2 separate regions of the Homo sapiens genome follow, and region 2 is linked to region 1. The links are chromatin contacts, found by Hi-C or POLR2A ChIA-PET in ENCODE. All regions are on one chromosome and are shown on one strand. Each heading gives the region's core, a stretch centred on a gene start or an enhancer-like site at or near the end of the contact. The rest is flanking DNA. Distances are from core to core; before and after follow the strand shown. Region 1 overlaps ZMIZ1-AS1 (ZMIZ1 antisense RNA 1). Region 2 overlaps ZMIZ1-AS1 (ZMIZ1 antisense RNA 1).

The links. A loop is a pair of places that touch in the nucleus more often than their neighbours do. ChIA-PET counts read pairs that join two places held with the same protein, here RNA polymerase II (POLR2A). Pooled maps may share reads with other maps.
Region 2: a map of gastrocnemius medialis shows a loop between it and region 1 (5-fold over the local background). The contact joins two enhancer-like sites. A Hi-C loop is called at or near these places in 9 of 168 maps with a recorded cell type or tissue (CD8-positive, alpha-beta T cell, K562, endothelial cell of hepatic sinusoid and 5 more), 1 of 37 single-sample maps with no recorded cell type and 13 of 50 pooled maps. POLR2A ChIA-PET finds 5 or more read pairs at or near these places in 8 of 52 experiments (A673, AG04449, CD8-positive, alpha-beta memory T cell and 5 more).

Annotation. Positions count from the first base shown.
Region 1 is chr10:78,971,433-78,974,761 of GRCh38, forward strand. All of the region lies in intron 5 of ZMIZ1-AS1 (ZMIZ1 antisense RNA 1), which reads right to left. Among named protein-coding and RNA genes, the nearest start is that of ZMIZ1-AS1, 94 kb to the right of the region's middle. RefSeq lists enhancers at 728-1,659, 3,214-3,263 and silencers at 1,943-2,062, 2,103-2,172, 2,343-2,832. Within about 2 kb of position 1,804, at least 38 of the 41 ENCODE cell types and tissues checked have a DNase peak (open chromatin) inside an H3K27ac peak, as active enhancers do; they include gastrocnemius medialis, where a contact is called at or near this core.
Region 2 is chr10:79,022,516-79,025,990 of GRCh38, forward strand. All of the region lies in intron 5 of ZMIZ1-AS1 (ZMIZ1 antisense RNA 1), which reads right to left. Among named protein-coding and RNA genes, the nearest start is that of ZMIZ1-AS1, 43 kb to the right of the region's middle. RefSeq lists a cis regulatory region at 676-1,176 and an enhancer at 866-1,215. Within about 2 kb of position 1,821, at least 6 of the 41 ENCODE cell types and tissues checked have a DNase peak (open chromatin) inside an H3K27ac peak, as active enhancers do; they include gastrocnemius medialis, where a contact is called at or near this core.

The DNA.
Region 1 (3,329 bases), core at 554-3,053:
TTCATTTGTAAATAATGGTTTTTTTTTTTTTAATCTCACGTAGGCCAAACAAAATTTGTCTGCAAGCCTGGGCAACATAGTGAGACCCCATCTCCACAAAAAAAAAAAAAAGAAAAATTAGCTGGGCATTGTGGCACATGCCTATAGTCCCAGTTGCTTGGGAGGCTGAGGTGGGAGGTTCTCTTGAGCCCAGGAGGTCAAGGTTGCAGTGAACTGAGATTGCATCCCTGCACTCCATCAAGACTCTGTCTCAAAAAAAAAAAATTGTCCTCAAATGGAGACCAGCCCAGGTACAGCCAGAGTATGACCTGAGGGGTGGAGGCTTCTCCCCACAAGGAAAGATCCAGAAAGATGCTGTCACAGCTGTCCTTCCTAGACCAGCTTACCTCTAATGGACAGCCCAGACCCCATGCTTCCCTGGGACTCAGAGACCCCTATGTACCGTGTAGGACTGCTTCTGAGTTTTCAAATCCCAGCCAAGGTCCACAGGATCCAGCACTTCCCTGGGTCATGGACCAACAGGCTTGGACAGGCAAAATTCTGGGCCTTGAGATCAGGGTTCAAGGCAGGGCTGGGGGTAGACAGAGAGTACACTGTCCTTTCCTGAGCCCCTATTCCATGACAAGTACATTCCATGACATATACTCAGGGCTCATAGGCATTCTCTCTTTAACTTTTGCAACCTCTCCATGGAGTAAGGGTCACTATGCACATTTTAAAGTAGAGGAAAAAGGGGTTCAAAGAGGTTATGTGACTTTCCCCAGGTCATAAAGCTAGCAGATGAAGGAGCCAGGCTGTGACCCCACATGCACCTGCCTCCCAGCCTATGTAGATCCTAATCTTCCCAACTACCTGCCCCCCCGAAGGATGGGAAAGACTGGGAAGTGGCCAGGGTTGGCCTGCTGTGGCCCTGGAGCCTGCCTCCCTGATCAGGGTCACAACCAAGGCTACGATTCCAGTGCCAGGGGACCAAGTCCAGCAAGCAAGCCCTGGCTGGGGGGGCTGCAGGAGTGAGCAATCCTGGGGAAGGAGCAAATGTGTGCCCTGCTTCAGCCTCAGGGGGGTCTGTCCCTGCATGCAAATCTCCAACCTGGAACTGGGAAGCTTTGGCAGCTGGGCCAGCCCATAGAGAGGGAGCAGGGCCAGAGCTGGGAAGGTTCTAGACCCAGCCAAGCAGCAGGGGCCTGAGCTGTAGCTTGAGTCACAGCCTTGCCTTGGTCACACTAGCCTTTCCGAAGGCCCAGCCGTCAGCACTGGCCCTGGGGTGGACCCCTGTGAGGCTGTGTGGTTGCCAGGGAAGCCAGAAGAAATGACTTACTCCTGCCCCTGCCTCTAATGTCATGCGGTCACAAGTCCCCAGAAGGTCTGGGCTGGCCTGGGCCCTTGCCCTCCCCACGGTGGGGGCTCACCCAGCCTGGGCGCGCTGGTCACACTCAGCTCTGGCCAGGCATGAGTCAGCACTGTCAGCCTGCGTGTGGCCACAGCTGGCTGGACGCTGAGGCCAGCCAGGCCGGGCCCTGGAGGTCTGCTGGGGCCCTGGGGCCTCACTAAAGGGGAGAGGTGGCCCCAAATGACCCACAGGATCACACAAGAGAGAAGAAAAAGGACTAAATAGAGAAAAGCCAAGTACAAAGTAAGAATCTCAAAACTTAAAGTGGCAGACGCAAATTCAGAGTCAGGAAAATTGGCCACACAACACAAACAGACACACACACACGGGTCACTAGCACACGTGTAACCCCCACTCCAGACAAACACCATATGCAGAAGACACACATGCCATATATACACATCCTCGCAGTGTCCCTGTGTCACGCGGAAAAAGCCACGCCTACACAACTCAGCAGACACACACTGGCATTCCCAGAGGATGAGCCCACACAGGCGCCGCAAGCCCGCCGCAGGTCCCGCATGCACTGCCTGTCTGTGACAGATGGCTTCTGTCCAACCCAAGGGTCCGGCCCACAGCCCTCGGCTCACACGGCCATACAAGTCTGGGGACATCATGTCACGCTCGCTTACTCTAAGGGCCCTGAGGCTTGTGAGGGCTGTGGTCAAAGACAGGCCTGGGAACTGGGGTCCTGAGCACCCTAGCCCAGCCCAGTCCCGCCCCGCGGAGGGGCCCGACTGAGCTGGGCCGCGCGCCCCAGCAGCCCCAGCAGCCGCCGCCCACCTCGGCCAGCCTGGCTTCTGCGCCCCGCCAGGAGGTCGCGGAGCGGAGCGCGGCCAGGAAGTGAGCTGAGAGTGACAGCTCCCCCCACGCTGTTTGTTTATTCATGACTCATTCTCTCCACACACTGGCTCTTCTTTCTTTCGGGAGGAGGGGAGAAAGGAGCGGGAGGGCGGGCGGGCAGGGGAGAGGCAGGCTCCACAATAAACAATGAGGCAGCTGAGCCGGTGGGGAGGGAGGAGCCCGCGCGGGGCGCAGGGCCGGGGCTGGGGCCGGGGCGCGGTGTTTCCAGGCCGGCCGGCCCGAGGCTTGCGCTCCCGATCCCCGATCCCCGATCCCCGATCCCCGCTCCTCCCGGCCCCGCCCGGCCCAGCCCGGCCCGGCCCGCCCGCCGCCACCTCCCGGCGACCGGGCAGTAGCAGCCGTAATTGGATCCTCGCTGCCTCCTCCCAGCTCCCCGCCCCCAATCGGGGAGCGGGTAAATGCCGGGTACCTTGGCAAAACAGTCGGATCCAAACCTATTATTTGACTAATGGGCTTCCCTCGTGCGGCTCCGCAACGCCCTGCAGACTCGCCCCTCCCCCCTGCCCCCTCCCCAGAGATGGCTCCCCTCAGCGGCGCGGCTCCGGATAACTGGAGGAAGCGCGGGTTCCGAGGCTTCAAGGGCCTCATTGTTCTGCCTGGAGGGGCACATTGAAAATGCTCCAGGGTTTACTTCCTGTGAAAACAGCCTGGGAGGGAGGGGGCGATCCACGGTGGAAAGACATTATCCTCCTGGAAGCCGCCCAGATTACACAGGGAGAAAAAGGTTGTTTTGATTGTTGCTGGCTCTTTCTTTCTTCCTTCCTTTTTCTTTCTTTTTCCTTTTTTTCCCCTTCCCTCCTCTCTTTTGCTACCCTCCCCGGGCCAAAGATGAATCTTTACTGCTGTGGAGCAAGTTGGAAATGTGGGGCTGTTTTCTGCATAAATAAGGCTGGTGAATGGCAGAGCCAGATATAAAGTCTGATTCAGAGAAATTCAAAAGAATGCAGGGGCGATGAGGTGGGCAAATCCAAGAAACTCATTTCCCCAGCATGCCCCTCTGAGTCACGTCTTGCACCATGAGGGGAAAACACATCACGCCACAATATGTCACATGCCTGCCGCAAAGGAGCAGGCC
Region 2 (3,475 bases), core at 571-3,070, 51 kb after region 1:
GTGTTTATTCTTGTTGTTCTTAAAGAATTAAAAAATATTTTGTAATTTCTCAGTTTTAATTTTTAATGTGGTAAATATCCAGAGATATTTAACAATATTTTGCCTAAACCAAAGCTCTTTCGGGTCGTCAACAACTTTTCAGAATGTGACAGGGTCCTGAGGCCAGGCTTGAGGACGGCTGGAGGAAGTGTCCCGCCCACCACAGCTGATTGGATGAAGGGCGGGACCTGACTAGTGGGCAACCAATCCAGAGGCAAACGGTGGTGTGGGAATCGGCAGGGATTGAGGGGAGCAACAGGGCTATGCACGGTGAACTGGGCAGGCAGCCGAGGGAGAGGGCCTGTAAGGAGGCCTGGAGGGAAGCCAGGGAGGAGTTAGGGCCGCAGAGCAGCCACGTCTATAAGGAGCAGGGGCTGAGGTCCAGGCCAGATACACAGGAAGAAATGAATGCAGGAGACGGCGTGCAACAGGAAGAAGCAGAGAAGCAGCGGAGACGGAGGTACCTGGGGATGATGCCAGGACTGCAGCTTCAGGGACTTGTGGCAGATGCACAGGGTGCCTCTGGCTCCCTGGAGCTCCACACTGCAGTCCCAGCTCTGTCTGCAACCCACTGCTTTGATTCACCCAGGTTCCCACAATGATGCTCGTTTCACTCAACCCTCCCGTACTTGAGGTCAGCTGAACACCTCTTTTCTTCCCAACCAAAATAGCCTTGAGTTCTGTCCTGGCTCTGGGATCCAGCGGTCCCTCGCAGTCAACGTGGAGATGCTGAGTGCAGCTCATCACGAGGACTGACATCATCACATATGTAAGGGCCTGGCGTGTGCCGGGCCCTCAACAGGTGTGGCTAATATTAGCATGCTTGCTCCTCCCTCGACTGCTACTGTCATTATTAGCGGTGGTATTAATATCACAGCAGGAAATGGTCTCCAAGGTCACAGAGCTTAAGCTCTCAGTTTTACTGAGGGATGAACAGCAAGGCCAGGAGCAGGTCAGAAGCAGAACTGGAACCAGAGCCCACTCTCCTGTCCTGTCCAACCGGTCCCAGTGAGAGTGTAAGCTCCCTGGGGGGAGGGGCCATCCAGCAACCCCACATCCACACAACCGTCCACTCCTCTTCTCAGAAGTCATTTCTTTCAACACATCCCATGGGCTCTGTGCCAAGTGCTGTCTCCACAACAGGGTTTGGTCCAGAATTGGTTCAATCAATGTTTGTAGATCGATCCTTGGCCTCTCCCATCTGGCTAGACACAGGGAATCCAGGCCAGGGGTGGGGGTTGGAAAGGGTTCCAGGAGTCTTCCCCATGAACACCAGTCACCAAAACGTCTGTTACTCCCAGCAGCTCTCTTGTACCCACCACCTGTCCTGAGTTCTTCAGTGGAGAGCAGGGCCTGAATCTTCATCCCTTTAGCCAGAGAGGAAACAAGGCCCAGAGAGGTATAGTGCCTGTCTCAGGACACACAGCCAGCAGTAGGAGAGCCAGGGATGGAAATACAGGTCTGTCAATGCAAGTTCCTGATTCCAGAGTGAGCTGAGATATGTCAAGTATGCCTGACAGTAGGTAGCTGAGAGCAGGGTCTCAAGGGTAGACAGAGGGGGGGGGGGTCAGAGAGGGGCATTCGTGGGGTATGGACATCACAGAATCCAAGCCCCTGAAATAGCCACCTCTTCTACTGTCTGATAACTGAGCAGCTCCAGCTTCAAACACTTCACACTCAAACAGTGGGGCATCCATGCCAGAAAAAGCCTGGCTGGCCTGCAAAGGAAGAAAGATGGGGCCACTGGCCTTGCAGAGCCTCCCGTCCCAGACAGGGTAGAGTGTGGAGAAGAGGTGGCAGCCGCGCTCAGAGCTCCAAGAGAGCCCCCTGGGCAGGAGCTAGGTGGGCAAGCAGAAAGGTGGGGAGGCCCTGCCTATAGAAGCAGCAGCCTGAGTGAGCGCTGGGAGCCTGCAGAAGAAGAGGTTGGAGCCCAGCAGTCTGGGCAAGGATGAGGCCAGGTCTGGTGTGGGGACCCTTTATACCCTCTCTTCCCACCCTGTACTTCTCAGTCCCAGCTGGAAGCATGATGTATCTCCCCAGCTAGATGCGAGGCTCCCTGAAGGCAGGCCTGGGGGGCTCACTGCTGAATTCAGAGCCTGGCCCAGAACAAGTGCTCAGTAACTATGCGGAGTGAGTGACAACAGATACAGGCTAGGAGGGCCTGGGATAACTCTGAAAACAGAGCTTCTGTGCAACAGCAGGCTTAGCCCTTGTTTCCTGATAGATTTTGGCTGTTGCCACCAAGTGGGAAAGGGAGTGGTGGGGGAGGGGACCTGGAGAAGGGGAGTGACCTGACAGCAGAGGTGTCAGCAAGGCCCAGGAAGGGGTCAGGGCCCCATCCTGCAGGAGCAGCTCTGCCGGCAGCTGGGTCAGGCTCCCAGGTCCAGAGACGCCCCATGCTCCACTGTAGGGATGAGGCCACAAGGCTGGTCTTTGCCCCCTACTAGAGTCTGAGGCTCCAGCAGCTGATCTGGGCCAGCTCGGCAGAGAGCTGGATCTGGGAATAGGCTTTCCTCACTAGGCTACAGGAAGGAGCGATGCTGCTGAGGCCTGATGTTCATGCAGGGAGAAGGCTGGGGTACCAGTGATGCCCAAGGACAGCTCCTCTTACACCCATCCCTGGTCCAGCTCCCTCGTTGTCCTTAGCAAGTGGGGGACCAACTGAAGTCTCTGAAGTCTGCAAGGTGGGGCCGTCAGCTGAGGCCCACAATGACGTCTGTACTCCCCCAGTCACAAACAGGCATGCACACACCCACAGGCACACACTGACACACACATGCCCAGCGTGGGCTCTGTGCAGGCGGGGTCCTGCTGCAGGAAGGGCTGGTGCGGCTGCCAGGCAGCAGGCCCAGCACAAAGGCACAGGGTTGGGGGGGCGGTGTTGGCGGCACAGGAGTGGGGGAGGGCTGCGAGGGATGTGGCTCAGAGCCTAACAGGCCACCAGCAGCCGTGGCATCTGCTTTTTCTCACCTCTAAAGGGAATCGATTTGTCTCTGACTGATTTCCCTGACGTCTAGTTTTCTTCTCCGCCCGGCTGTCAGCCCAGCCACTGCACACAGGGAAGTGCGGGGGGAGCACCTTGACCGCCTGCCTGCCAGCCTCTCTGCCGCCTCACCACACCACCCCCTCACACACACAACACACGCTGCACTCACACTCACACGCCCGACAGAGAAACCCACACCCCACACCCGCACCACAGCCTCCCGTCCAGACACCCACACTCCCACCTGACAGACAAACCTGCCATACACCGTACAGACATATGTAGACAGATGCATATGCAAGCATGCACACACACACAGTACAAACACAGAGACAGACCTGCCACACGCGATACAGACACATAGTTTTACTGTGTGTAACATAGGTATACAGACACTCTCACACACGCACCACAGTACAAACACACACACACACAAACACACACTCCCAC